Linked DNA regions of Homo sapiens: region 2 is linked to region 1. Evidence: chromatin loops called from intact Hi-C (ENCODE). Cell type or tissue: dorsolateral prefrontal cortex. All regions are shown on one strand. Links, peaks and the distances in the headings refer to the core of each region. The heading gives the core; the rest is flanking DNA. Region 1 has its middle 37 kb from the start of HSPH1. Region 2 has its middle 71 kb from the start of LINC01066.

Region 1 (15,699 bases), core at 2,746-10,745:
GAGTCCAATGACAACCACAGGGCTGTTGACTGTATGTGGGGTGTCCTGTTTGATAACTGATGTCTCAGTGCTAAGAATTTGAAGTTTCCTTTTCAAAGCACTGATGATCTATTCTGTAGATAAACGGATGATAGACTCATCCATTTACATTTTTTCTGTAATTATCCTTTTCACATTGGCTATAGATGTTCAAGTATCACTTACATATACCCAACTTCCCTATACCTCTCCCGCTTCTCACAGGAGGAATTTTGGGATTGATGCAAAATGGCTTTCTGCACCTTTCTATAGGTTTTGTACATGTTTAACTGACTTCTGCATTAATCACTGAAGCTTTGAGTCCCACTGAGAATAAGCCTCTCTGTAGCCGAGTGAATGAAGGCAGCTGAGTATCTTGCTGTAGTTCACTGTTGGACTGGTGCTTTCAGGGGCTGCTTCCCTGCATCACCACCACCCCTCACCCCCCAACATCCTCTGCACAGACACGTACATCGTCCCCCGCGTGGACACATACACAATCCCAGGGGTTTCCTATCAATGTGTTCCTTTTTGCTTCTGGCTCTTATTATTAATAAAATACAGAAAAGCATGGAGAATTGGGAAACAACCCCTTCTTGCACTCAGTACTGGCCCAGCTGAGCAGGGAAGGAGTACTGGAAAGTGTAAGTGGTTGTTTGGCTTTTAAGTCAAACACTTGGGTTTACATTCTGGTTGCACTTTTCACAATCCATATGGCCTTGGCATTAACCTCTCCAGCTGGTTTCCTCTGTAAACTCAGTTTCTGCCTCCACAAGGTGGTTGTTGAAGATTAAAGGAATTTGTGCACATGATGTGTTGAGTGATCTTGGCACAGGGTGGACACCCAGGAAGTTCTACAAGTTATGTTGGCTGGGGAGGTGCTCCCTCGTCTACCTCTTCAGTGTTAGCTTTCTTCTCCGATATCAGCGTTCACTTTTTACTTCTCATTGCCACCGTTGCACACAAACACACTGATGTTTTATTTACCCCCTTCGTGGTTTCTGTGAAAGTGTGGCTTTTTAAGTAGACATTGCCAGGGAGTCAGAGCATGGCTTTCTTCCTGCTTGGTGAACCAGGAGGCTGCTGTGCGTTTAGCAGGAACCCAAGAGTCTTTATGATTGCTGAGGTGCCTGTGGCTCCTCTTGACTGCCCATGTCTGAGTGTTTGGGGGCGTTCAAAAGCCGAAGGGTGCCAAAAGTGTCTCTGGAGAATTGTGACTTTACAGTCCATAAGCAGAGGACAATATTTTCCCAGTCCCAGAGATGTAAACTATTGCCAGGGTGTGTAAGCTGTTTGGTTTCCTAATAAAATCTCTCAAGTCTTTTAATAATACCCCTTTCCCTTCTAACAATGACAAATACCAGACTAGCATTTAAAAAAAATGCTCCCATGATTTAGAAAAGTTGAAAGAATAGCACAGTGAACATGTGACCAGTTACTGTGACACTTCTCACCATGTGCCTTCTTGAGACAGGGACCTTCTCCTGAACCACAGGCCATCATCAAACCCAAGAAATCTCATTGACACAATAGTATTTCCAGGTCCAGTTGTCCATCAAAAATGTCCTTTACAACTGTATTTTTGGATCCAGGATACAAAGATTATATACTTTATTTGGTAACGATGATCAGCTCAACACTTTTAAAATGATGTAAATTTTGTTTGAGAATTTTGGAGATTTTATAGCTACTATACATAAGCATGTTATCCAAAGGATTACTTTGTTAGAGGAATTAGACAATGCTTCTTTGATAGTTGTTTTTAGGCATTACTTGTATCCACTTATGTCAAAAAGCATTATTAAATGTGGCCCATCAACCAAAAGGTTGCCATAAATTATATTGAATGTATTTGTTGACCTAACCTTAACAAACTACTGGAGTGTTCTAGTGATCAGAGTCATAACTGTTCCTCCATGATTGGGTGATACAAGTCCAGGAATAAACAGTTCCCACTGCTTCACAGCCACAAGAATAAAATCTAGAATAGCAGATATTGACTCTACAGTTGCTATGGCTTTCATGTGTTTATGGCACATATACTGTGTGTTCTGCACACAGGTGGGTTGATGTATTTTCCACACACAGCTGGTGTGTTCTGGTCACACTCCTCATGAGTGCCTGCCTGCCCATCTGGAATTCCTCCCTACAGGTGTTAGCCCTGGGCCTCGGAGAAGGGGCATCACCTTCACTGTACCAGTTAGGCCATTCAGTTGTAAAATGTCACAAACCCACCTAAAAGTACTTTGGTTCAAAGGGGATTTATAAGCAGAAGGATGGCAGGTAGTGAAAGCAAGCATTGACTAACCAGTCTGTGCATAACTCAGGGCAGCCGGGCTTTTGGAACACTGGGAATCCTCTCCACTATCCTTGCTGATAACTTGCTTCTAGGGGAGGTTGGGAAGCATAGCTGCAACAGCAGTCCCCAGCAGACACCACTAACACACCTCCCAGGGGCAAGAAGTCCCAGGGGGAAATTTCCATCCCTCCCAGGGACGAAACTGTGCCCAGAGTGAGCTCTGCAAGAACATGACTGCTGCCATTCTAACCATGAGTAGGTAGAGGGAAGAATATTTATCAAAGCAAGTGGGATGCTGCTTCCAGGAGAATGGAGGATGCTGGGCAGACCCAGCTGCACATCTGCCCGGCACGTAACCTAGTTTTTCCCGTTCTCCCCTGCATCCCAGGGCATGTGCATTCTCCCAACATGGCACAGAGGAGACTGGCCAGGAAATGTTTCTTCAGTGCTGAGTCCATAGGCATTAGGACCTCATGTGTAAGCAGCAGACCCTGAGGTTGCACAAAGTGAGGGTGGCCCAAGATGCTGAGAACCTCCCAGCTCCCAAGGAGGGAAGCAGGGACTCGTTACTCCTTTCCCACCACTGGGAATCATGCCTAGTAACCTGAGCAATTCACCAAGCCGTTGCTCTGAGCAGGGCTCTTTGGCCCTCACAGTTTGCCCAGAAAGCTCATCCTCCAACCCCCAGGCGCTGATGTCCTCATCTGTGTTGTGCATGGCGCCTCCTGCCCTGCTATTGTGTGGCTCTGAATCGGGGAGAGGGAGTGGGGAGTCCAGGCTGACTCCCAGGTCTCTCTGACTTTAGTCTCTCTTTTCAAGGTGAAAAACGGTGCCCTTCCTTGAAGGAGAACACGCAGAGAGAGAGCCAGAGAAGAAGGTGAGGGAGAGCCAGGTTTACCGTGACACATGTTGAATTTGAGGTGTGTGCAGAGCCAACAGCCAGCCAGTGAGCAGAGTCTCCCGGGTGTGGAACTCGGTAGAAAGCAGAGCTGAAATACAGACTGCAGTCGTAGTGGACAGCCGGGCTCTCGGTGCAGACACACAAGCCAGCTGTGCACGCAGTCCAAGTGAAGGATTTTTGTCCTGTGTGTGCCCCCCATGCACCTGAGTCATACGCACCCTCCTCTACTGAGCTTTTAGCCTCATCTACACATGTGAGAGGGAAGAGGCTCAGTTCTATTCATTTTTTAATAGCCCAAGTGCCTAGCACAGGGTTTGCATTTAGTAGATGCTCAGTCAGGATTTGTCAAAGAATTGAGGTTCAAAACAGAAACCCTCAGGAGGCCTATGTTAAGAATCAGGGCAGAAGAAAGGCATCTGAGGAAACAGTGGTGGGAGAGCTGGAAGGAAACAGGTGGTAGAGGTCACAGAAGCCAAGGGAGAAAAAGGAGGAAGGGATGGAGAGGGACGAGTGCTACAAAGTGGCCAAAGGAGATGAAGACCAGAATGTGCACTAGACTGAAGCACAGAGTTAACTGGCGTTTTCTGAGAGCAGTTGCAGCTGAATGAGTGTGAGGAAGCAAAGGACATTGCATTTGGAGAATGCTCTCCCATGTGTAAAATTAGAAAATTGAGTGGGAAACTGGAACAATAAATGCATTCCACAAGAGTCTGGGGTGGAGTTTGGGTGATGAATGCTGTGGTGTCAGAGGAAGATGGTTCTCTCCTTGTTCAACTTATCATGGTCTTCATATGCTTGTCTTTGGTCCCACTGAATCAACAGGGTCTGGAAGTCAGAGGCACCTGTTTCAGCCACCATCGAAATGGAAAGAACCCACAGGGTGTCCTGGATTCTCCCTTCTGTCCATCTGGCCTCACCCAGTGCTAGCCCATTCCCCTCTGCCCATTTCCTACTTGGGACCTGGATTAGTCTGTTCTTATGCTGCCAATAAAGACATACCCGAGACTGGGTAATTTATAAATAAAAAGAGGTGTAATGGACTCACAGTTCCACATGGCTGGGGAGCCCTCACAATTATGGTGGAAGGCAAAGGAGGAGCAGAGGCATGTCTTACAGGGTGGAAGACAAGAGAGAGCTTGTGCAGGGGAACTCCCATTTATAAAACCATCAGATTTCATGAGACGTATTCACTATCATGAGAACAGCATGGGAAAGATCTGACCCCATGATTCAATTATCTCCCACTGGCTCCCTCCCATGACATGCGGGAATTATGGGAGCTACAATTCAAGATGAGATTTGGGTGGAGACACAGCCAAACCATATCAGGAACCTCTTGGAGATATCAACTGCAGCCACTCACTCAGTCTCTCCCCCTTCCCATGCTCCTCAGAGTTTTAGCCAATAATGAACTATAAAACCATTCCTCACAGAAGTTAAAAAATTGCCTGACACAAAGACTTTTTGAGATAATAGGCTTGGAAATAGGAGTCTACGTTGGCCCAATGTAGACTGCCATCCATGGCAGACTCTTTGTTTCATGGCGGTGGGGACTGGAGGGCACACACTGGTCTGGGGGCTCCCCCTGGCCCATGAAAGCAGGTCTGCAGGCCAGGGGCTCTAAGGTCATTGAGACCTACCCAGGAGTGACATGTGCAGAGCTCAGATTTCTAACATAGTGCATCTTTCCTACATAAGCTCATAAATCTCTTGCTTTTAGGAAGAGAGGTGGGGGCATCACAGCTAGTTTTGGCAACCAAGGAAGAGCAGTCCTCAGTCTGAAACTATCCTCTGTGGTTGTTGGGGAGGTCCTGCACTGGTTGAAAAGTGTCCCTAAAAATGGTGATTAGCCCTTCCTCAGAGGTGGTAGAGATGTTGGGGCAGGACCATGGCTTCAAGGAGGAAGGGGTTACTCCCAAGGGACACCATGTACCCCCAAATCCTATATCCCTGGCCATGGCAGCCCTGCTCAAACCCACCCAACCTCCCACCCTCAGGTGTACATACATGTGCATATGCTCTCTCTCTAACACATACACACTGCATCACACATACCCCATGCATATGCATGCACACACACACACACACACACACAGGCACACTGCACCACACATACCCCTCAACCCCACCCTCCACCAGCCTTCACCTGTCCATCTTCCTGCTGCTCAGGCCTCTCCCTCCCTAGGAATCCCTGGCCAGACCTCCTGACAATGTTCCAGTTGGTCCCCAACCCCTCTATGGAGATCTCTTTGTGTCTCTCCTATTGTATTTAAATCATTACTTTATAATGTGTTTGTAACTCTCTCTGCTGCTAGACTGTGTGTTCCTGGAGACAAGAATAGGTTCTTAGTCCTATTTGTGTCCCCAGAGCTTAGCACAGAGCCTGAAACATAAGTGAAATGTGAACTAAATGAGCAAATGAAATAATTGATGGATAAGCACTGGCCAGATTCCATATTCCAAAGAAAACTGTGCTCCATTCCAGAAGTCTTAGTGTCATCTTTCTAGGGCTGCCATAACTAATGACCACAGACTGAGTGGCTTGAAACAACCCACATTTATTCTCTCTCAATTCTGGAGGCCAGAAGTCTGAAGCCAAGGTGTCAGCAGGACCGTGCTCCTTCGAGGGGTCTAGAGGAGAATCCGTCCTTGCCTCTTCTAGCTTCTGGTGCTGCCCTGCATTGCATGGCTTGTGGCCACATCCCTTTATTTCTTCTTTCCATTACTTTTCCACATGTATTTCTTTTACGTCCTTTTGCCTCTCTCTTGTAAGGACACTTATGACATTTAGGGCTCGCCCAGGAAATCCAGGGTAATCTCCCCATCCCAAATCCTAAATCACAGCTGCAAAACCCCTTTCCAAATGAGGTCATATTCATGGGTTCCAGGGACTAGAACTTGGATCTTTGGGTGGCCGTTACTCAGCACGCTATGGAATTCCCAAATGGATGAGAAAAAACATTGCCTAAATCTTTCTTGCAAAGTTTTCCCATGTTTCACCAGAGAGGAATCTCCTGGACAAGATGTGCTTGCTTTGTCATTGTCCAGGAACATCCAACCAGCGATTAAATTTGTAAGCCTTCAATCATACCTCTGTTGATAATAAAGGTGCACAAAAATGACACCTTTGCATGAGAATCTCCACCAAGGGCAGAAATGAAAAGGGAGACAGGAGGGTGTGCTTCAAGATGAGAGGCAGGGGAAGGTACAATATGTCATACCAGCCAAGTTATTTCAGACTAGCATCTAAGCCACAAAATAGAGTCTTTGGGATCTTGGGACTGATGGCAAGGGGAAGGCAGGCCCAGACTTAACCTTAGCTCCTGAAAGGAGGGGGTGGGATGAGGAACAGGAGGTGGAAGAGAGTCTGAGCGAGGGGGAGTAGTCACGGTTAAGATGAGACAGACTGGCCTCCAGGGTTGAGAAGAATGATCCTATCCCCTGTGCTGATAACAGAAGGACCTGACCAAGCTTCTAGGAGCTGTAGCCAGGCTCCTCTGAGCACTGGAGCCAAGTAGTGATACATCTGACTTTTTCCTGACCCAGCTCCTCTTTCTGCCCCCTTCCCACTCCCTCCTGCCTGGATTTGAATTCTGAGTTTTCTCTTTCCCAAGCTCCAGAGGGGTAGAGGAGACCAGGTCCCAGCTCTGCCATGTTTGCTGATGGGTCTGGACATCTTTCTTTCTCCCCTTTATTTCCTCAGCTGTTAGTAGGGGGTGAGGAGCATGGTCCCTCCTTGATGGTCCCCTACCTTCTACCAAAGCATCCTAGAAAAGCAAACAAACATTTGCTTGAGAGTTGGACAAGTGGTGCTACTTTGAGTTGTCCTAGACAGGAGGAGAGAAGGCAGCTCCATTCCTCGAGTACAACTGATTAGAGACCAGGATCCTGACTAGACTTCATTTACCAGTGGGTGGGGTCACTCATACCAGGGTCTTCAGCCTCTTGTAGATTTGGGTGAAGAGGAGGGAAAGACCCTGCCCAGGCTCTGAGCCCAAGATAACCTCCAGCTTTAGGGGACTACCAGGTGTCCCAGCTCACAATAAAATGGTGCCTTGGCTCCATTTTCCATTGTTCCTCGTTGCATGTCTTCCTCTGGGATCTCACCAGGAGAAGGGGTTAATGGTAGGGCATATTCAGACTCTCCTGGGACCCCTGCTCCAATGCCAGCCATCAGCATGCTGAATCCCATCTGGTCCCCTCTTCTGACGACATCCCATTCCCATCCTCCCTGCCTGCTGGCTGACAAGCCTCATGCTTTTCTTTATGGAAAGTGAAAGATGACAGATCCAGGAAGCCAGAAACATCGGTCCCAGGCTTGCTAGCAAACTGAAACAGCTTACCTCTCTGTGCCTCAGTTTCCTCATATGTTCACCAGTAGTCATCACATTTGCTCAGCCAGGTTCTGGGCTTCCTGGAGGTGAGAACTGGGAAAAGGAGACTCCTTTGAGCTCCAGTTTCTCATCTGCAAATTCTGAGGAACAGCATTTGTCTCACAGGATTGTTGGGAGGGAGAATTGAAAGATGAGATGTGGAAGCTCTTCAGCAATGTCAAAGCAAAATAAGTTGACGATTAGATAGAAAACAATGTATAAGAGGCTGAATGGAGGAGTGCCTTAATGCAGATGAGTTGCAGTTCAGACAGCATTTCTCAAAGGATATTGCTTGGAACACTCATCCCACAAAACACAGCTTGAATAAGGGGCTCCTTGTAAGTTTGGGAAACTGTTCCTTTCCTGGGGATTTACCAGGCACTTGAAAACATTAAGAGCTCAGAAAAGTACTGAGGTTAACAGACCCATTGAACTGTCTTTAATCCAGCATTTCCCAAACTCATTTCTTCAGGGAACCACTCCCCTGCCTGACATGCCCCCACTTTAATGCAGGGAACCGAGAGTAATCGTTACACTTGTCCCTGCCCCTGCTGTGATGGACGCGAGGGAGATGGGAAAGCAGGATGCTGGCTGCAGAGGCAGGAGGGAGTGAGAAGGGGGCAGAAAGAGGAGCTGGGTCAGGAAGAAGTCAGATGTGTCACTTCTCGGTTCCATTTCCTCCCATCCAGGTCAGACCAATTGGAAGCTGCACCTGGAGGTATCTGGAACCCTGCTTGGCATGATTTATAGAGGTGGGTTTTGTTTTGAACACTGCTGGCTTCATATAATGGCATTATTTCCTCGAGGGATTAGTTAATGGAGGGAACATTGCTCTCAGAGAAACAGCATCAACGCAGATCTCTCAACTTAAAATAGTACTGAGTAGACAGGCCATGACCCCGAGATTGAACTCGAAATGCTGCGGTCCAAAATCAAGGATGAAAAAGGAACACTTCGTTGAGCAGCGAGAGAAATCCACCATTGAAAGGTTTATAAAAAGCAGCTTGGAAAAAGGGGTCTGGACTACTGAGACTGATTGTTTAGGAGGCTCAAAGGCTCAGCAACAGAGGGGGAAAAACTGGGGGAGGAGCTGAAATGCCCCCCACTAACAGCTGAGGAAATAAAGACTCAGGGGAGAAAGAAAGATGCCCAGACCCATCAGCAAGCATGGCAGAGCTGGGACCTGGTCTCCTCTATGCCTCTAGAGCTTGGGAAAGAGAAAACTCAGAATTCAAATCCAGATCAGGAAGGAGAAAGGAAGGTAGGAGGGAAGGGAGAAGGCAAAGGAGGAAAGAAGGGAAGGAGGAAGAAAAGAAGGGAGGAGGGAAGGAAGTAAGGAAGGAAGGAAGGAAAGGAGGGAAGGAAGGAAGAAAAGGAGGGAGAGGAAAAGAGAGAGAGAAAAAAGAAGTCAGGCAGGAAGGCAGACAGGCATAGTCTGATAGTCTCGTGGCAATGGCAACCAACTGTCTAGCCTCAGGAGATGCATGAGACACGCACATATTGTCTGTGCCCCAGAATCCTCCTCCTCTCCCAGTAATGGCTGGGCTTCCTCATCCCTGGGGCTCCATCGGGCAACCATTTTTTGAGGGACCAGCCCACAGCCCTCAGTTGGCTGGGTCAAAGTGAGCACTGACCAGAGATATGCCAGCAAGCTTCAATTTGGGACTTGGAACCCAAGAGAAGTCAAAAATCAGTCTCTCTGTGGAGCAAAAGCTGCCAGTGAAACCTGGCAGCTGCTGTGGCCATGCTTCCTGAAGTGTGGGGAGACCTGGTCTACAGAGAGAGAGGTTGCATGAGAGAGCACCACACAGGGGCACGAGATGGAAAGACCGTCCTGATGAGGTTTTCACGTCCCTGGTGATGGTTTTTCCCATGGTCCTAGGAGAAAGTTGAGAAACTCTTAGGTCAACATTTAGCAGATGCTGAATGTTCTGTCTTCCTACACTGTCAGCTCCCTGAGGCCCCAGATGGCCAGTGTGGATGTCGAATTCTCGGGGTCCTCATAGTTCCATGGCAATTGCAGCAATGCAGGGAGAGCCAGCCCCTGGCTCTCAGCCTCTTACTTTCCTCCTTCTCCCTCCACCCCAGCTTCTTTCTGCACTGTGGAGGCTTTAATGTGCATATGCATGAATACCCCCACCCCAGCTAACATGTCCAGTATAAGTCCGCACCCCAACAAACCCTGGCCCCTTAACCACTTCTCTGGGCCTGGGACTGTGTGGCCCTTCTTGGGACTGATGGATGTGGGAGGAGGCCGTGCAGGTTCTGAACATGGACTTGGGGTGGTCTGGGCATGGGATTTCCCGGTTCCACGACCTGGAGAAGGAGGTGTGGTTAGGTAGGCGCATGGCCAGGACAGGGGTCCCCTTGCCCTGCTCCAGGAGGGGTACAGGTCATGGGTGGACCTGAGAGTGGGGAGCGGGTACTGGCAAGTGTTGGACTGGAGGAGGGCCCAAGAGATTGCCTAGCTTTGCAGTTAGGGGCTCTCTGCCCCTTGCGGTCTCCATTTGCAAAGTGATGGCTTTGAATTATAGGTGGAGGTTGACAGCTCAATGTTTGGGAACAAACAAAGGTTTGGATTGTGAATTTTTTTGTTTGTGTGACTTTGGGCAAAACCTTCATCTCTCTGAGGACCAGCTTTCTCATCTGTAAAACTGGATGTTCCCTTTCTAGGCTGCGGTGAGGATTCCACAATGTTGGTGAAGAGATCAGCACACTGTGTGCTTGGGAACTGGCAGCCACACTATTATTCTTTCTGAGGTTGCTCACTTACAGCTTTAAAGTGGCTGCTCTGGGGCCATCCTTGGGAAGAAGAGGGCAACTGGCCTCCTAATTTTATTCCCAGAGCCGATTTCCTTCAACTCTGGAGTCTGGTAGTTAAGAGCGCGGGCTCTAGATTCTCCTGGGTCATTTCATTGTTAACCATTGGTGAGTCACTTAACTTCTGGGAGCCTCAGTTTCCTGGTTGGTAAAATGAGATGATAACAGTATCTATTCCCAAAGATGTTATTAGGAATAAATGCAAATACATCTAAGCTCTGAAGCAAGGCCTGCCTGGCACAAAGTTAATGTTTAAATCTGCCAGTGTTTTTCACCAACAGCCTCATGGTTCTCTCCCACTGTCCTCAGCCCACCTATAGGCAGATGCTGTAGGTGGCATTTCGATCTGTGGCAGAGCTGCTTGGGGAGCCATCGGCTCAGCTCATCAGCCCTGTGCTCTTTGCTCAATGAAACGGCCTCCAAGGAAGAAAAACCTCAAATCTGATTTGTTCACTTAAATTCAAGCTCTAATTGTTTTGGGAAGAAGCCCACGGTGGCTGAAATCATTCCTTGTTTTGCTCTTCTTTGCTCCTGTCTGGCAAAGCTTAATCTCAGTCAGACCTTTTGATTGCACAGGGAAAAATTTGCCAAGAAAAGAAAATAGCAGCTGGGTCTCTTTAGAACTCAGACAAGGAAATTGCTTTATGATCAGGACTCCTTCTGGGCAGCTTCACTTCCTTCTTCTTCCTGTGTAAGAAAATTTAAATTAAACAAGTCTGAGCCAGTAACAGACAAATCTGGCTTCTCCCTGAGACCTGACACGCAGGCGACCTCGTGGCCCTGGAAGGTCTGGTGAATGCTGGGCCACCCCTGGCACAGGTGCTCTCCAGGAGGGCTTGCTCTGCCCCAGCAGCAGCCTGGTGGGAAATAACCAGGTAAGTACAGGGTGCAGATTCCTTGGGCACCTGAGGGCCCCCTGCTTCCCCTGCTTAAAGCAAAGACCCCAGGTAGAGCATGGTCATTGCACATTTTCCATCAGCAAAAACATATTTCCGTCAATCCCTTCTACTTGATCCTATGTTGCCCACTCTTTCCTACCTCCTGGATGTGTCTAAACCCCTCGGAAAGCCATCTGCTTCCACTCCTCAAACCCTTTCCCTTCATCATCTTGTCCTTGCCGCTGCCACCCCCAGCTCTGTGCCAACCACATTGAACTACTAGAAATTTCCAGATCCAGAACATCCCCTCTCTCTTGCCTAGTGGCCTTGCCTCAGGCTCTTCTCTGTCTCTCTTTGATTGTGGAAAAATGGCTGGGTGTGGTGGTTCATGCCTGTAATCCCAGCACTTTGGGAGGCCAAGGTGGGCAAATCACAAGGTCAAGAGTTCCAGACCAGCCTGGCCAACATGGTGAAACCCTGTCCCTACTAAAAATACAAAAAATTAGCTGGGCATGGTGGCAGGTGCCTATAATTCCAGCTACTCAGAAGGCTGAGGCAGGAGAATTGCTTGAACCCAGGAGGTGGAAGTTGCAGTGAGCCAAGATCACAATACTGTGCTCCAGCCCAGGTGATAGTGCAAGACTCTGTCTCAAAAAAAAAAAAAAAAGTGGTGAAACACACATAACATAAATTTACCATCTTAACCACTGTTAAGTGCACAATTCCACAGCATTAAGTACATTCACATTGTTGTGCAACCACCACCACCATCCATCTCCAGAGTGCTTTTCATCTTGCAAAACTGAAACTCTACACCCATGAAACAACAATTCCCCATTTCCTTCTCCCCAGCCCCTGGCAACCACCATTCTACTTTCTGTCTCTATGAATTGGAAGACACCAGGTGCCTCCTGCGAGTGGAATCAGTATTTGTCTTTCTGTGACTGGCTCATTTCATTAGCATAAGGTCCTCAAGGTTCATCCGCATGGTAGCAGCTCTTCCTTCTCTTAAGGCTTCCTTTCAGATGGCCACATCCTACTCATCTTTCAGGTCTCAGCATAAGTTCTCTCCCTCTGGGAAGGCACCCTGCTGACCTCCCAAGTGAGCACCCCCACCATGCTTTGCATTCCGATCCTGTCAGGGGACAGCCAGGGATGTGTGAGCTCCTTCAGGACACAGACTCCTTTCCATCCGTGGTTGTATCACTGCACAGCGCCTGGCACTGAGTGGTGGCCGCCAAATATCGCACAGGGAAATGTTGAACAACCTTTCCTTGAAAATATTCATGAAGAATTTTCAACAAAAACCTTGAGACCAGATCTGAATGCTCTTGATCTACCGAGGGTACCAGGTATCAACCACCCTTTCCTGGAGCATATTTGGTCTCTGTGGCACTGTTTTCTGCCTGTTCTCTGGTTCCTCTCGCCTGACCTACAATCTCTGCTCAATCCGTCCCTCCTTCTCTTTGAGCACTCGAGGTGGCTGCACCCACTTTTCTCCACACACATCCCCTTGGGTCATCCTGGCCCCACCTCTCTGGAGATGATTTCCAGTCGCCTCTCCATGCCTCACTTCATCCTGCACAGCCTGGGAAGCACCTCACTCCGGCCATCTCTCTCCTTCTTTCTGTGTAAGCTGACCCAGCCTCTGCGAGTCTGTTCGTTAACACCAGCACCATCATTTGGCTTGCAGTTTGCAAGGACATGCTTGATTCCACAGCAATGTGCCGATTGTCCATATCTTCAAAGTGTTCGGAGCATTTGTAAGCAACACCCCTTCCGTTGTATGCTCCTATAATAGCCCTTCTCCAAGGCCTTATCACGGTGGGGTGGCAGAAAGAGAAGTGGGATCCTATTCCTGCCTTGCCACATATTGGTGTTTTAAGTTTGGCAAATTACAAGTCCTCCCTAAGCCTCAGTTTCTTCATCTGTAAAGTGGAGATAACAAATAGAACATCTCCAGGGACGTTGTGAGAACTAACAATGGAATTTAGTGATTTCCTACCTAAATGGGTGAGATATCCCTGGGTGGAAGATCATCAACATGTTGTTGATATTGAATAAGGTGTGTGCTATTTGAGAAATTGGGCCACACTAAGACAATGTACGTGAGGTATCTTGTAGAACTAACATGCGTGGGCTGACCACAGGGCCATCACCTTCCTCCCTCCTGGGTTCTCTCTCTCTGTCCTTGGTCCCGCAGCCAAGCTGCCCAGGGAAAGTGTTGATTTTATTTCTAGGGAATCCATTGCTCAAAGGATCGCTGCAGCAGACACTGTCTTAGGTGAGTTGATGGATTAGCTGGCTCTCTGTCAACACCCTGCCAAATGCCCACAGCCCTCTGAACACTAATGCCTGGAAGGTGGTGAAAGTGGCCGGTATACTTCTGCTCCAGCAGGTGAGGGATTGAGTTGTGTGCTTAGAACAAGGTTTGTTCTCAAACCTGTTTGTGCCCGTCATGCATTTCATTGTGCTGATAAATTTATTTAAATAAAATGAAAATTCATGAAATTCATAAAAAAAACTTTGTGAAAGTTAAGGTGAAGACTTTGAAAAGACTAGCTGAAGGGTGATACTGAATTGAGGATATGTGAAACCACTGTTAAAGTGTCGGAGAAATTATAAAAATCTGCAAAGATATTGCACTCATATTGCTTTGCAAATATCATTAAATTCTTACTCTACTTTTACAAAGTGGAAATTGAAAATCATATATAATGCATTATGGAAGACCATGCTGAACTCATCTCTCAGTTGAAGAAACAGCCTTGGCTCTACATCAAAAGATTGGCAAATGAATGTACATCTTAACGTTGCAAATTGAAATAAAATGTTTACGGGATGTATGCATCATTTTTTAATGGTTCCTTGACTTAAAAGATATACAGTCATGCATCTCCATTCTGAGAAATGCATTGTTAGGGGGTTTTATCATTTTGCAAATGTCATAGGGATTGTGACCCAAGAAGGCCAGTGTGGGACACAGGGAACAAAATAACCCACAGAGCTAGAGAGAGGCACTAATTTGCCCTGCTTCCCTGTAAAGCCCACCACATCACAGCACAGGGAGACCAGGCAGGCGCACAGGGTCTCTGTGGTACCCCGGGTTTCCATAGCTTTGGGAGCCTCAGGGCCCCTCTCCACCTCATGCTCTCAGGAGGCCAGAGTGGCTGCACAGGAGTCCTAAGGAGGAAGAGTGAGGCAGTCGTACTTTAAGTGGCACTGGGGGAAGGAACATCAGCCACGCAGCTTGGGGTGAAGAACTGAAGGGGGCCTTGATGGTGAAACTGGGGGAGTCTTAGAGTGCCCTGAATCCTGCAGAAGGACATTTGACGTGTGAGATTTGAGCTGTGACCTCAGTTATACTAACAGGATGGGGTGGTGGGGTTGGCTAAGGGACAGTGACTCTTGCAGACGACAGGGCAGCCTGAGATGCCTCTGCCAAGAAAGGCTGCATTATTTCAGGAGGGCCCCCTCTTTGACTTGGGTGATTCTTTCAGACTAACTCCTATTGCAAAATGCATTCTGTTTCTTTATGCCTTCTTTCATCTCAGCTTCAAGGATGGAATCTTCTGGAGAGAGAATGTTATCAGTCTTTTCAGGCTGGAAGAAGGAACAGATATGGGAGCAGGAACCCACAATCACATTACATTGGTAATGAGGAACAAGGGCCACCTGTCAGTTACATGAATTTTCTGCTTTGGAACAAGATGCAGGCTGACTGAACCCATTAGATAACAAGAGCCTTTTCCCCTGAGCTTTGACTTGATTTTCAAACTACCAGCTCATATGTGATATCTTCCAGGTGAATGATTTTCTGCATCCAGTCAACTTATTTTTATTGTGGTCGTGATTGATCTCTGGCATCCTGGAAGAATAGCTACTGAGATCCAGAATCCAATCAACACATTGCTTTTTCAAAACAGACATTCAGAGAAACCTGACATTTTTAGGGCTGGAAAGAAACTTAGAGATCATCTAATCCCACTCCTCATTCGATACCTAACTCAGTGGGCATGACTGCTAGAGGAGGGCACAAGCTAATTTGGGTGAACTTAAAAGTGGAACCCAGGAAACCCTAACTCATGAAGAGTGCTACAAACATTTTATTCTGTAACTTTACAATTTGGATCCCCATTGACTGGCCCAGATACACTATAGAAGGGCTTAGGTTCTTTTTTTTCTGTGTATTTTTCTTGGAAATAATTTACAGACAGTTCCTCAGGTATCCATAGTCCAACTGGACAGAATCATAAACAAAATCACCCTATGGTTTTCTTACACAAGATCAAAGTCATGTGCAAAGCCTTTGCTTATCCTATCGTGTGCTTGGGGAGCAAGCATCATGTAACTATTCTGAGTTTCTTGAACTGGGTATCCTTTCTCCCCAATTCCTCCTCCCTCCCTCCT
Region 2 (15,699 bases), core at 3,047-11,046, 58 kb after region 1:
GTGAAGATGGCATCACAGCCACTCATGAGGGCTCCTCCTCCATGCCCCAAACACCTTCCATTGGGCTTTACCTCAACATTGGGGATCAAATTTCAACATGAGATTTGGAGGGGACAGTTGTCCAAACTGAAGCAGGATATCTCATCTTTCTACTTCTCCTGAGCTCTCTGACTGGCCCAAAGACCTGACCTCAAGAAGGGCTGCTCTTTCTTCCATGAGTTCTGATAGAGAGCGTCAAGTCATTTCCCAATGACTCACGTGTGTGATTTCCACATAATTTGGGGCTGCAATCTGAGTCTTGGACCACCCCTGGCCAGTCTATTGACAGTGACCGGAGGTAACAACTATGCTGTCTGTGGCATCTTTCCACAGTGGTGAATGGCTAGTTGGGTAGGGTGACTGGCTGGTCACTCTGGCCCTGTCCTTCCCTTTCTCCTTCAACAAACAGTAGGAAGGTAAACAGCCTTTAACTTGCAGCTCTTCATTTGCCAGGCAGTGGGGAGGGAGGATAAGTGGTGAGTGTAATTGCTTAAGACAGCAGAGTCAGCCTGAGACTCCGGGTGAGCACTTAAAGTGTCAAAGCAATGCAATAAACCTTCCTCAAACAGCAGTTTGACACAGTCACCCTTCTTGTTATGAGCAGAGATCTGAAACTTCTAAGCAGGTGTGTCACTTTATTTTTATTTTCTTAAAGGAAGGAGAGAGCAGCTAGTTCATTTGCATGATTTCTAGCAGTTCTTTTCTGAAACAGCCAGACAGAGACACATGGTTAAATGGTTGTCATGGAAACCAGAGAGCATAGCTCTCCTCCAAGGTCTAAAGGAAGGATGATGAAAAGTTTAAGTAATCACCATGGAAACCTAGAGCAGATTCAAGGCGAGTCAGATCCCCAGCACAGTAACCAGCAGGTAAGTCTTCAGAAACTGGGGCCCTGGTGGAAGGGTGATGCTGACTGTCCACTGTGGCTTATAGCATCAGGGCCAGCCCAGATGCCACCTCCACAGTCATAGGCCCAGAGCTCCCCACAGGGTTGGCAGTGAGATGAGTGTGTTCCCTCAAAGCTCAGACTTTCACTTTTCATGATTCGAGGTGGATCTTGGAGACTCTCTTGCCTGCCCTTCCCTGTCTCTTACCTCTTTGCATCCACAGTATGATGGGAACCCACGGATCTGTTGTCACAAAACAGAACCCTGTTCAGATTTGCAGGTAGGAAGACACTCAAGGCCCAGCCCTGGTTTATCTATGGACTTGACCAAGACACATCCCCTTTCATGTTCATTAATAACAAAAATGAAGCCAGAGATTCTGGCATTAAATAAACAAAAGCACTTGAAAGCACTTCCTGACTGCAGAGCTCTCTATGCAATTGTTGGTTTCTTCTATCACCATTTCCCCTCCTCGCCTGAGGTAAACCTATTTGGGAATAGGTGGCTGACCTTAAGCCAAGTTTTAAAGTCTAGGAGGTGCTGTGGAAGGGCTGTCACCTGAAGTGGGGACAGGAACTCTCCAAAGGGAGCCATGGGAATGGGGTGAGTCACCCCTCTTGCTCCTGACAGGGTTATGACCCTCCAGTAACCAATTAGGGGTGGGATTCTGATGCCATGGTACATAGTGGACATACACATACTCCTGGCGATGGCAGTGATATGGGCACAGGGAGCCGTGGGGACACACTGGGGGTAGGGAGTGGATTAGTTTGTTCTCACATTGCTGTAAAGAATTACCCGAGACTGGGTAATTTATAAAGGAAAGAGGTTTAATTGACTCACAGTTCCACATGGCTGGGGAGGCCTCAGGAAACTTACAATCATGGTGGAAGGGGAAGTAGGCACATCTTACATGGCCAGGGAAAGAATAGAGAGCAGGGGGAGGTGCTACACACTTTTAAACAAGCAGATCTCATGAGAGATCTCACTATCCTGAAAACAGCACAAGGGAAATCCACCTCTATGATCCAATCACCTCCCACCAGGCCCCTCCTCCAACACTGGGGATTACAACTGGACATGAGATTTGGGCAGGGGTACAAATCCAAACCATATCGGGGGAATGGGGAGATATGAGACAGGCACAGGAGGAAACCCCTGATGGGCTTGTCCCTACCTGTGGCTTTCCCAGAGTGTGCTGCTTCCGACCACTGCTTTGGGAGAGAGATGGGTGTAGCTCTGAATTTTAACTTCACAAACACATTCATTCAACAAGTATTGATTGAGCATCTATTATGTGCCATGCACTATTCTAAGCACTTGAGACACAACAGTGTACAAAACAGACAAGAATCCCTGTCTTTGAGGGAAGACAGACCATAAACAGCAAACACAACAGGTAAACAATATAGTATATGAGAAGGTGATTAGATGAATGGATTTAAACAAGGATAGAACAAGTAAGGAGGATTGGGAATGCCAAGAACTAGGGGGTGGGCATTTCCAACAGATAATAAAGTGAGCAGAGTCCGCCTCATTGAGAAGTCACATTTGAGCAGACTTGAAAAAGGCAAGGGAGTAAGCTTTGTGGATATTTGCAGGGGGAATCTTCCACACAGAGGGGAGAAACTGTGGAAAGGCCCTAAATATATTTAAAGAGACTGGAGTGGCTGGGAGTGAGTGAGCGAGGAACAGAGGTCAGAGACGAGGCCAGAAAGGGAAGGAATGGGGTGAGTCACACAGGCCCTGGGAGACTCTGGCTTTTAGTTTGAGTGAGATGGGGCCCATTGGTGGATCTGGAGGGCTTGGGCCTATAGTTTTATAGGATCTCCATGGCTGCTGTGAGAGAATAGGCTGAAGGGGCAGGATGGAAGCAGGGAGACCAGCGAGGAGGTGCTTGCTGAAATCCAGAAAAGAGAAGATCATGATGGTACTAGATGGTAGCAGCGGTGCTGGAGAGAAGAGGGCAGGTTCTGGGTATATTATGACTGTGGAACCAACAGTAGAATGCAGGTTGTAGGAGAGAAAAGTCAAAGGTGGCCACTAGGTTTTTGGCCTGAGCAACCGCAAGGACGGATTTAGCCCCAACTGAGACAGGGAAGTTGGTGGAACAGGTTTGAGGGAGAAGATCTGGGTTTCGGGTTTGGAATTCATTTTGACTTCCATTATCTATCCAAGTGCAGGTAACCATGTGTGAGCCAAGATCACTGGAAACACCAGGCTGAGATTCAGGGAGAGACCTGGGCTAGAGATACAAATTTGGAGCTGACAGATACCAATGATACTGGGAGATATCAGTAAGAGAGTGATGCAGACATGGAAGCAGAGATGAACGAGGACTGAACTCTGGGGGCTCCAACATCAAGTCAGGGAGATGTGGAGGGATGAGGAAGGGAGACAGAGAAGCAGCAACCAGGGGAGAGAAGGAAAACCAAGACAGGTTGGGGTTTTGAACTCAAGTGAGAGAAGTATATGAAGAAAGCCTGGGTGATTAGGTGCTTCAAATGCTGACAACAGATGAGATGAAGATTGGTAGGTGGATTTAGCAACAGGAGGGGCACTGGTGACTCTTATGAGAGTGGTTTTGGTGGCATTGTGGGGACACAGAGTAGGTTGGAGGGGTTCCTAGAGAGAATGTGGGGAGAGGAATTGGGAAGGTTGAGTCTAGGCAACTTTTGCCAGGAGTTTCACTCCAAAGGCTTTCTGAGCTTCAGTATCTCATCTTAGCATGGTGCCTGGCACATGGTAAATACTCAACAAAAAGTCACTAGAATGATGTCGATCCGCATGAATCCTTTCTACAGTCTGATTGTCTAGTTCTCAAGAGAGACTTGTTCAATGAAATCATAATAGTTTAGAGCTGTAAGCAATTGTAGTGACCTCAGGTTTCTGTGATGTGAGAAGGAAGAAGAGATGGACAGAACACTTTCTTTAGAAGAAGGAGTCTGCATCTGAGTTAGAAGGGTCCTCAGAGCTCACACCCAATTGTCTGATTGAGCCAGAGGGGAAACTGAGGCCTAACATCACAGCTCTGTTAGTGGCTGAGCTGGGGCTAAAACTAAGACTTTCTTGTTCTGAAGTCATTGCTTTTGATGTGTCCAAACAAATACTGGATTTTGAGCTGCTTCAGCCTCCAAAGGCTGAATTTCCATTTCTTAGGACACAATCCATTATCTTTCTGGAAAACCGAATTTCTTAGTTCCAAGGAAGTCTAATGAGTGTTCCCAACAATCTCTTTGACCACTGAGTATCTCTTTCTAACACTTTGGTGACTTAAATGTCAGTGAATCAGAACTTTATAAAGGATGCTTTCCTTGAAAGATAATGTGATGTGCACTCCTAGGCCATAAACCAGAGAGCTGGAGGGGGCTCAGAGCAGACTTCTAGCAGGAAAGCGACAAGGTGATATTCCACGGAAGGCTGACACCTTGGGCATGAGTTGTTACATATCCTCCATGATGTTCAGATGTTCAGTGGCAAATGGGACTAGATTTTAAAAGATAAAAAGAAGGAGAAAACTAGGATTTCAGCCTTCTCAAAGGCTCAGAAATGCTCAGGCACCACTAGGCTGGAAGGCATCAAAAAAGAAATGGCTGGCGTCATTGTGTGGGTGGCTGACTGCTGAGTCGCTTAAAATGGTGTTAACTATTTTGTGCATTACAAATGCACCACTTGGTGAGTTCAAACCAGGCCCTTAAAGTCCAGGGGTGGGGCTGGTGAGTGGAGCTGGGAGGAGGAGGAGAGGAGGGAGAGAAGGTAACTAAAAGATAGTTACAGTTAGGAAAAAAGGGAAGAAAATCCCAGTGAATGAAATATCTGGAGAAGATCTCCAGCAAGAGTGACCCAAGTCATTACCATCCTCTCCATTATAAATTCACAACGCTGACCTTCTCTGCTTCTGCCTCCTCCCCAGTGGGTGGGCCTGGCCGGGCAGCAGGCAGGACCATCTGTGTTTGGGCTCTTCAGGGATTCCTGTCTTCTGTTGCTGCTGCTGCTGCTGTTTCTGCTTTTGCTCAGGTAGGCAGGGAGCCCAACCAAAGATCCTAAAGATGACCAAAGGCAGCAACTCAGGCAGCTTTCTCAGGTTACACCTTCTCAATGCCCTAGGGATGAATAATAACATTTCCTTTTCCTGGGATCAGAGATTTATTCTGCTCCAGGGCCAGAATCTCCCTTTGATACTAGGCTGTCCCAGTATAAGTCCCGGAACCTGAAGGGCTTTAACAGCCCAAGTCTAGGGGATGGCAGGTGGGATCCTGGCTTTGGGGGTCAGAAAAACTGGAGTCGAGTCCCAGTTCCTTCTCTTTCAGCTAAGTGACCTTGTGGGCAAATTTATCTGGGCTTAAGTTTCCTCATCTGTAAAATGGTGATGAGCACAATTCATACCCAATGGGATACCATGAAGACGAAATCATGTAATGCATGTGAGTGGTCCTTGACCTTGGCTACGAACTAAAGTCACTGGGAAGTGCCTAAAAAATACAGATACCTGGGCTGTACCCCCTTGAATAATGGTTTTTGCTCTTGGCTGTGTATTAGAATCGCTGCAGGGGCTTTTAAAAGTCTCAATGCCCAGGCCAATTAGATCAGAATCTCTGAGCATAAAACCCAGGGAACGAGCTGTTATAAAGTCCCCAGATGATTCCAGTGGGCACCCAAGACTTAGAGTCACTGACAAACATGAAAATTACTTAAAATTAGTAAGCCAAACACATGTAAAGAATCATCATCAGTATCAACTGAAAATTAAATGTGATGATAGTGACATTGGCTATCTGGATGGGGCTTTCCAACATACTCTCGAAAGCTTCACAATATGAATATAAAGTTTAATACAGTAAGTGTGAAAAATTAAGAAGGTCTTCAAGAGACAAGTTGTTAGGAAGCATCATGATAGATTATTGTGATTAAAGAATGCCTCATGCACACACAAGTCACCCACAGGTGTTCTCAAAGGTAGAATCTGCTTTAGCAGTTCTGGGGTGGGGCCTGAGGCCCTGCCTTTCTAACACATGCCCAAGTAATGCCCCTGCTGTGGGCCCCAGGGTTAAATGCACAGGCTCTGGAGACAGATGAGGTTCATGTGCCCAGCCTTCCATAGCTGAGTTGTGTGACTCAGGGTACCATTCTTCATGTTTTCTGTCGTCAATGAACCTCCCCTCCCTGTCCCTGTTTGTGGAGAGTGCACCCCTCCTGTACTCTAATCTTCTGGGTTAGTTGAATCGTCCCACCCCTGCTCTTCTAGGTTAGCTGAATCATCATTGTCCCTGAGCCAGACTGGTTCAACAGGACCCTTCCTGGGGTGGTTGAGGACCAAGAGCATCAGCCAGTCCCTGTGCAGTTTAGCAGGGCAAAGGCTCATGGCCCTCTGAGGGGAGCGGTGTGCAGAGGGAATCAGGTGAGGGAGGAACAGAGATGAAGCAGCATTGGAGTCCCTGTTCTGTGGAGCTGCTTTTCTGCCCTTCCTGTGTTATATAAGCTGTCCAAAAAATTCTCCTTTTTGTTCAAGTCAGTTTGAGCTGGGTTTTTCTCAATGCAGTGTAGGGGGTGGTGGGGGGAAAGGCCCCAAGAAATGCCTTAACTATTCTGTACTTTAGTTTTCTTACCTGTGAGATGGAGTGAATAGTAAGTGGGTTGTAAATCATAAGGTTGTTATGGAGATTAAATAACGTAATACATGTAAGGCACTTTGTACAGTGCCTGCCCTTAAGTAAGCATTCCAGTTAGGAAGATCCAGGGCTGGCCAGAGGTCTGCATCCATTTCAGGGATTCCTGGGATCCACGGAATGGTCCATCGTAAAGGCATTCGATTCCTGGTTCAAATTTGGATCAGTCTGACCTCTTAAAGTCTACCAGGTGCTGAGGGAGTGTGTCCTCAGTCTAGTCCAGACAAACTGACTCCCACATGAATAGCACAGCCTCACCCTGCCACCCTCCCCACTCCTTTGACCTGAGATCAGCTTGGTAAAGTCCATGCCCAGACTTAGTGATTCACTGGGGGCTGTAAGATTGAGGGTGAGTCAGAAGCTGGGTTCTCCCTGGGCCTTTCTGGGAATTCACTTGCTCTAAGTCTATCTTCCAGAAACTCGGCGTGTCTTCAGGTTCTGGGCTTTCACTTATGGCTCTCACATCCAGCATGCCTTTCTTAAAATTTTCTAAAAATTTCCAAATTCCATTTCATACAAATGCCCCATATCAACCGTCCATGTCAATATCACTGTATATTTCACATAATGTAGCACATTAGGGGTGCTCAAATGGTATAGCCTGACATGACTTGCAGTGGATTTTGCTTTGATTTCAAGTCAACATACAGTAATGGAGCTCTCAGTGTGTGTGAAGCCCGTGGTAGGAGTGCCCTCCCTCACTCTGCCTCCCTGGCGGCCACGTGGTGTGAAGCTTATGAAACTAAAGGCAAACTAAGCAGTGGAGGATGCTACATTTTTGAGCTGCACTGGGAGTTATTAGCAGAGTGTGGGATGCCTGTCGCAATGCTGAAACTACAAAGATGGGAGCCATCCGAGGACCCAACACCCCAAAAGAGCATATCACAAGCATGATAGGCGTAAAAGCAGTACCTATTACTAGAGCGCTGGGCCCATGGATGGAGCTGGAAATGACAGCTTTCATAGAATCCTAGTAGTTCAGCTAGAAATAAAAAAGTGAGAAAATGCTAATTAATAAAATCACCCCACAGGTCACAAGAGTTTGTAAAAACGTCTAAAGCATTCTTTCAAAATGCATTTCATGAGGAAGAAAGGAACCACTTGCTCAAAAGATAGGAACGTTTCAAAAAAGCACACGTCTGTGTGGGCAGACCCGTGTAGGTAGCCTGGTGGAGTGTGGAGTGGGTGATGGTCTCTTCCCGTTACACTCGCTTGAGGAGAACACTAGAACAGACAATGCCTGGGTATCCTTTCTGACAGTCCGTGTTCAAGTTTCTACTGGCTATTTTAGATTTTTCTGAGAAAATCTGAATGTTGCCTGCATAGCCGCAGGGCTTTTACAGAGAAAACAATTTGTCCTTCCCTAGAACTCATTTTTAAATTGGAGGCTATGCTGAATATCGTACCGGGAGGAATAAAACTGCCCCCGACCCCCGTCTTTGAAAATCAAGAGCTGGACTCTGGAACAAATGTGCGGGAATTAGGGAACCAGGGCTTTTGGGCAGGACCCTGAGAAAGGGCCAGGGGCAGTCTTAGCTGCATGGGACCAGATTCCGTGGGGTTTGAGGAGCTCCTCTCCTCTCAGACCACCTTTCCCAGCAGAAGTCCTTATTAGGAATATGGGTGTGGCTGGGAGCCAGTGGTTCACACCTGTAATCCCAGCACTTTGGGAGGCTGAGGCAGGAGGATTGCTTGAGTCCAGGAGTTTGAGACCAGCCTGGGCAACATAGCAAGAACCCATCTCTACAGGAGGGAATCTTATCAGGGTCATGGAAATGTTCTAAAATTGGATTATGGTAATACTTGCACAACTCATTACACTTATAAACTGTACATTTAAATGAGTGAATTTTATGATATAAATTGTACCTCAATAAAGTTGAAGAAAAAAGAACCCCATTCTACATTCCAGCTACCCTTGAGAAACATGTCATATTACTACGTATGCTTGTTTATTCAGATTATTGTTTTGTTTTTTTTCTTTCTTCTTTTTTCAGGTTATTGTTTTCTTTTTGTACCTAGCTTTCTTAATTCACATTTCTGTTCTATTGCAGGATTGGTACTTAATTTTCTTCTCTTTGTATTCACTTTGTTGGTTTTCATCTTTTAGACAAATGCTATTTTCTTGGCCCAATTTTTCTTTCCCTTTAATTTTCCTTTCCCTTTAATTTTCCTTTTCACTTATCAAATGTTTGGTGATGTTTCCGTTTTTCCTTTCATTGTATTGTATTTCCCACCACTCTTTTCTTACATATGGCTTCATAATTAAGAACCTTCTCTGCCTGGCCGAAGCCTGATGTGTTTAGACAGAGTTAAGAGGCGTGGGCATGAGACCGTGCTCCCCCACTGGCTGCTCTCATCACAGCCATCCTCGGGACACTGCTCCCCTCCTGTTCCTTCGGCTGCCATGTCCACTCTGCACGTGGTTTCTGGGCTCTCTTGACATAAAGGACACTGTCTTGCTTCTTTATGCATTTGAGAAATACAAATATAGCTTCTCAGAGCCAATAGAAGTCTCAGGGAGTCAATCTCACATTGGTAATCACATTACTGGTCCTAAGACACTCTGGCCATTTGAGTTGCCTCTTACTCCAACATGAGGAAGGAAACGCCATCTGCTACCTTCGGACTCAAAAGACACCTGGGATAAGGCCCTCCCAAGCCAATCACAGCACAAAACTCAAACTGATTAATTTCACTAGCTTCAGAAAAACAGATGTGTATCATTCTTTATACTATTCTGTGTATTTCACGGAATATTTATTTTTGTTTTCAGCTAGGTTTGAGAAGTTATCTCCAGACCAGCAGTGACTTATTAAAGAATACTTACTATTTCTTATTTATTTGACTGCTTGTGGGATATATCTGGAGAGAGACAGAGGACAGGCTGGAAAATTCTTTTTTTTTTTTTTTCCAGAGATAATATTTCACTCTGTCACTCAGATTGGAGTGCAGGAGTGTGATCATAGCTCCAGATAACCTCCAACTCCTGGGCTCAAGTGATTCTCCTGCCTTAGCCTCCCAAATAGCTGAGACTACAAATGTAGACCACCGCACCTGGCTAATTTAAAGACATTTTTTGTAGAGACGGGGTCTTGCCATGTTATCCTCAAGAGATCTTTCCTCTTTGCCTTCCCAAAGTGCTGGGATTACAGACATGAGCCACCTCATCCTACCACAAATTCTAGCTTACTTTTACTTTTTTTTTTTTTTTTACCTGAGTAACCCAGTCTCCATGCACTTTCCAATGGATATAGTTTATATTTGGAGAGGGCACCGCATTGTTAATGGTAATGTTTGGCATGTTCTTAATTTTGGGCATCTTCTTCCAAGTTCTAAGGGGAAAAACATAAAAATCTCAAAAGATGAGAATGACTCACCATCACACATCCTTCTCATTCTAACTAGGAGCCTTTTCTCAGGCTCTTTTAGGTCAGGAATCACCCCCTGCCCCCATAGCCTTCACTCATATAATTCTTCTCATTCTCGGAGGCCTCAATAATCATCCTCAGGGCCTCTCTGCATATGCCAGACCATTTGAGCTCTCTCTTTTCTGGATTCCAGAAAAGTCGAGCATGTAGCTGCCATTTTTGATGTGTGCTGCTCTTATTTTCTCATAAGATGTGTACAGCCTGAAGGCAAGTGTGCTTCCTTTAGAGTCCCACGAGCCCCAGCAGTGAGGAGGACTCAACAAACTGACTGGGTGAGGGCTCCAAGGACTAACCTGTGTGTTCCAGTAAGGGCTTGAGCGGCCTTTCAAAATATGATATTGCACTTTTGAAGTCAGTCCCACAAAGAAGTGGACTTTGCTTGTAGTCAACATGTATGAAGGCAAATGGTGGCATCTGTGAAGTCCCATGTCATAAAAGTTCTTGAATAATTGATTAACTCAAATGAGGGCTCTGAGACAGGCTGTCCTTTCCATGGCCAAGGCAGGAACAAAGCAGTTGGTGCAATGAGGAATGATGAACTGTGGAAGACGCCATGGATGTCCACCTCTTCCCAACAAAATCAAGGCACAGATCTCCTAATCTCAGGGGCCTATTGTGACCCAGTTCTGGCCAGTGAAATGAAGTGAAATCAGCGGAGGAGCTCTGGGAAAACTTTTTCTTGTCTAATAAAATGTGAAACTAGTGTGAGACATACATCCTCTCTTTCCTCTCTCTGTATGTGTATGTGTGTGTGTGTCTGTCTGTCTGGTTTTCCTCTCCCCTGGTTGGCACTCTTCATCCTGATTCCAAACACAATTGAGATGTCTGGAGCTACAGCAGCCATTTTGAGACCCTGAGGCCACAGTGTGAAAGACAAAAAGTCAAGAGGCTAAGGATGGTGAAATGAGAGGATGAAGACTCAAAACTCTTGACTACATCATTAATCAGCTAAACCCATGTGGGCAACCACCTATATCCGGACATGTTTGTTAAAAGAAAACCCTTTTATTCTCTATGAGTCATTTTTCCCTGTTACTTAATAATAGCAAACATTTATTAAGTTCTTATTATGTGTCAAGCACTGTTCCAAGAACTTTATACCTTTATAGTTATTGATCCATTTACTTGTTTATTTTTGAAACAGAGTCTTGCTCTGTGGCCCAAGCTGGAGTGCAGTGGCAGGATCTTGGCTCACCGCAACCTCCACCTCCCAGGTTTAAGTGATTCTCCTGCCTCAGCCTCCCTGGTAGCTGGGATTACAGGTGCCTGCCACCACAGTAAGCTAATTTTTGTATTTTTAGTAGAGACAGGGGTTTGCCATGTTGGCCAGACTGATCTCAAACTTTTGACCTGAAGTGTGTGCTCCAACCACATCAGCCTCCCAAAGTGCTGGGATTACAGGCATGAGCCACCACTCCTGGCCTCTTGATCCATTTCCTCTTAAACATAACTCTATGAGATAAGCACTATTCATTATTCCTTTTTTAGGGATGAGGAAACTGAGACACAGAAAGATAAGTATCTTGCCAAAGTTAGCAAGTAGCAGGATGAGGATTCAAACCCAGGCAGTCTGGATTGCAGCTTAAAACATTCATAACGGATGGATTAACTATACATAATAGTCTACAATGGACATTCCCATGGTTCAACAAATCATAGAATTGTGGGACTGTTTTAGAGTTGTGAGGGATCCTTTGAGATGAGTGAATATGTTACAGTAGATATAACCTGGAATGGTGATCTCTGCCTTATGGAAACCTGTAGGCAAGATGTTTTTATACAGTTTAGCAGCAATTATGGAAATGCATTGTCTTCTTCAAGGCAGTCCCCATATTGGCATTTCCCCTTAGTAATTGTTTTCCCATTTTATTAAGCATTTCATAATAAAGTTCTCTTCCTCTGCACTTTTTAATTGCTATCATGGCAGTACATTGTCTTGTTTAAATTACTCATTACTTTTGACTATATTTTTTTCTTTCTTTCTTTTTTTTTTTTTTTTTTTTTTGAGACAGAGTCTTGCTCTGTTGCCCCTGAGCTGGAGTGCAGTGGCGCTATCTTGGCTCACTGCAACCTCTGCCTCCAGAGTTCAAGCGATTCTCCTGCCTCAACCTTCTGAGTAGCTGGGATTACAGGCGCACACCACTGCACCTGGCTAATTTTTGTATTTTCAGTAGAGATGAGGTTTCACCATGTTGGCCAGGCTGGTCTCAAACTCCTGACCTCATGTGATCCACCCACCTCAGCCTCCCAAAGTGCTGGGATTACAGGTGTGAGCCGCCGCACCCAGCCACTTTTGACTACTTTTTAAGTGTTACGTTTGTACGTTTTGATCCACTACAAAGTTATTTCTTGGTAATCTTCTGTGCATAGTAGTCTTGTCAGACACTCTTGGTTTCTAACCAACAATTACTCAGCACTCACTCCTGATTTGGCGTAACCCTTGCTGGACTTTCTCACCTCATGGAGGAGTGAGGGAGAGTCTACGTGAGGACTCACTTTCTCTCCAGGTGAACTTCCTGTCAAGCTTCTTCATGTCTTGGAGATGCTTTTCCATCAGGCCTTTCTTTGCCTGATAAAGTTCTTTACTGCTGAGTTTCTTGAACATTCCACACAAGTCCCTGCATCCTCTCCTCACCTGTTCACACAGTCCAGAAAGTTAGAAGCTTGAGTAGGTCTCAATCTTCACACTTCAGAACTCTCAAGATGCTTTGCCTTGTTTCAGCTTTCAGAGGATGGCGCCTCAGAGACTAATGCTGAGTACTTGACAACCTCCATTTTACCTGTGGAATTGTCCTTTTAAGATTTATTTTATTGTGTAAATTTACTTGGCTTCCATAACAATACCCCACAGCATCTAATTTCACTGGTTAAATGAAACATCTCTTTTTGAAAAGCAATTTTCAAGAAGCAGTTTGAAAAGTCTGATATTGTTTCTTTATGAATTGTCTGTTCTCCAACCATAGAGCAAATAATAAGTATGTCTCCTCAGCCTTCTGCTTCCTTTGTGATACTTTGAGAATCCTTCAACTCATTTTTTTTGTCAATTGATCTTCTCCCAATTGAATTTCCCTCAAATAAAATTTTTTTCTGGCCCTCTTCCACTAAGCTGTCCTTCGTAATACCATTCACCATCTCTGTTGCCTTTCTGTGGATACAGTTAATTTCTGGGACAGAAAATGGGGCAGAAGAAAAAAACCAGCCAAGTTTACAGGCTTAGTGAGATTACGGACATAGTGATGATGATCAGAAATCAAAGGTAACTGATTTGAAACATGCATTCGTATTTCAAGAAAGAAAACTAGGAAAAATCTTTAAACTTCTTGGAATTACTTCATGGAAATGTGGATTCAGTCACTTGTGAGTGTATTAATTGATGGGGACAAAGTCTCTAAAATAAGGACTTCATTGTAATTTGTTTTTCATTCTGATAATAGTTTCTGTATTGCCCACCAATATTTCCTTAATTTAGACAAGACCCATAATCTGTTTTTTAACCTCCAGCAAGCATGAAGCAGATAGATTTCCTGGGAGACTAATGATACAAGCTGTTATCTTTTGAGGGCATCTACAGGAGAGATGGAGAGATTTAAAGTCTTTCTTCTTTTTTTTTTTTTTTTTTATTATATAGATGAAGGCTTCCTATGTAGCCCAGGCTGGTCTTGAATGCCTGGCCTCGCCTTCTTATGCGCCAGGACAACAGACCTGAGCCATCGTGCCTCCCTAAAGTCTTTCTTCTATCAGTTTATTTCATCTACTGTGATACTGGTTTGGTCAGATCCAGACAACAGTTCTCCATGATGCTGGGTTGGTGAATTTGTGTCATCAGCCAATTGCTCACGTTGAACTTCATCTTTCAGCTTGTCAAAAAATAATCTAATACTTATCCAAGCACCAGCATGAATCCCTAAGGAAGCAAGATGGAGGAGGTCATCAATGCAACCAGGACCTCCAGTCCTTGCCCCTGTCCGGGACGCCCTGAGAGGCGGTGAGGAGCTGTGGGTGTGGTCTCTGAGAGCCCACTCCCACGTGCCACAAGGTCAGGGGCATCTGGAAGACCCAGAACCACGGCTGTGAAAGGCCTCTGCCATGTGAGACTCTTGATCTTAGCAGAGGCACTGAACAATTGTGTGTGTGTGTGTGTGTGTGTGTGTGTGTCGTGACAAGGGCCTGTTCATTTTAGGGCAAAGCTCTAACCAGTTCATTCTTTTTTACCCAGACACAACTGACAGATACTGTGAATTGTCCTGCTGTGACTCTTCAGAGGGACAACAATTCCTGAAACTGTTATTATCAGTACTTTCTCTTTTCTATTTTCTCCTTAAAGATGTGCTCGTATTATATCCTTTGAGCAAATGAGCAAACACCTCTACTCAAAGTGAAGCAAATCATATGAGTGAATCCCACCCGGAGGGATGTTCGTAGTGACAGGCCACAGGGCTGTTCTCAGCTGTGCCCTATTCAACAGTCTAATCCAGGACTTGGATGAACACATAGAAACACTGCTAAATTTACTGATGACACAATGCTGAGAGAGACAGCAAATCTACTGCATGCCAATATTATCAGTGAAAATTATTTTAGCCAAATAGGATAAGAATGCAAAAAAGTCAATAACATGAAATTTAGCATCAATGAAAGCTCTGGATTTAGGTTCAAAATAGGAATTTATAAGTAAAGGATGTGGACTATATGGCTCGAATATGGGCTGTATTATGCCAATGGACAAGGTGGGCTATAAGGTGCTGTGTGGCATCCAGTCCTGAGCACTCGGGCCGCTGTCGGCAAGAGAAAGCCAGGACAGTGAGGCGTCCTGAAACAAGGTCATATGAAAAACAGCTGAGAAAGCTAGAAATGGTCACCTGTGAGAGGGAAAGGCTTAGTAGTCATTTTCAAGCTCTTGAAAATTGGACATTTTTGGACATTATGTTTTGTTAATTTTTCTTTCGTTTCAAAATTTATTTTGATTTTTATTGAAATTATGTGCATTTTTTGAAATCATACGCTTTCCCAATGGGAAAGGGGAACCCTAAAACCTACACCAGATGAGGACAACCCTAGAAAAAAAGATAAAGTAGCAGATGCTTATGCAATGCAAAAAGACTCCTCATTTTTCTGGAAGGATTTTCCTCAGTAGTTTGTCAAACAGAAATCAATCACTTTCAGCTGAATAGTGTATCTGACAGAAGTTGGTAGGGAAGGAAAGTATTGAGGAATTTGAAGTTTTAGTGTGACTTCCTGCTAATTGAATAGCATGTCAAAAAAATAAAGCATATCTCAAATAATATTTAGTCAATGGGCAAATAAGATCCTGTTTATCAAAAGTCCTTTTGTATTCAACTTTCCAGCAACACAGCCATCATGTGCAGTTGACGAGTATGTATGCTCACAAGTAGTTACTTGCACATACTCCTTCAGCCATCTCTCCGGTAATGAAGAAGTTAATGTCTTACAATTAGTTTCTGAGCATTTTATAATGCTTAACTAATTATAAACTAAAAATAAAATCCCTTGAATTCAATATCTAATGAAAGACCCAGCATCCATTGATCTGCCACCCACCCATCCTCTATCTATCCTCCATTTATTCTCCATCCTTCCCCCATTTATTCATGCATGCATCCATCCATCTATTCACCCATCATCCATGCATCCTCCAACCATTACTCACCTATCCTC

What was found. A loop is a pair of places that touch in the nucleus more often than their neighbours do. Peaks named below come from ENCODE experiments on the same cell type or tissue, not always from the same donor. Only the 100,000 strongest peaks of a DNase experiment are listed, where the experiment ranks them.
Region 2: a loop joins it to region 1, with 13 times the contacts of the local background. A loop is called at or near these places in 1 of 110 quality-filtered maps.

Annotation. Positions count from the first base shown.
Region 1 is chr13:31,116,950-31,132,648 of GRCh38, reverse strand. No RefSeq gene overlaps it. Among named protein-coding and RNA genes, the nearest start is that of HSPH1, 37 kb to the left of the region's middle. In dorsolateral prefrontal cortex, for the core only: no CTCF peak of the experiment used is centred there; no DNase peak of the experiment used is centred there.
Region 2 is chr13:31,059,206-31,074,904 of GRCh38, reverse strand. No RefSeq gene overlaps it. Among named protein-coding and RNA genes, the nearest start is that of LINC01066, 71 kb to the right of the region's middle. In dorsolateral prefrontal cortex, for the core only: no CTCF peak of the experiment used is centred there; a DNase peak (open chromatin) is centred at 7,323.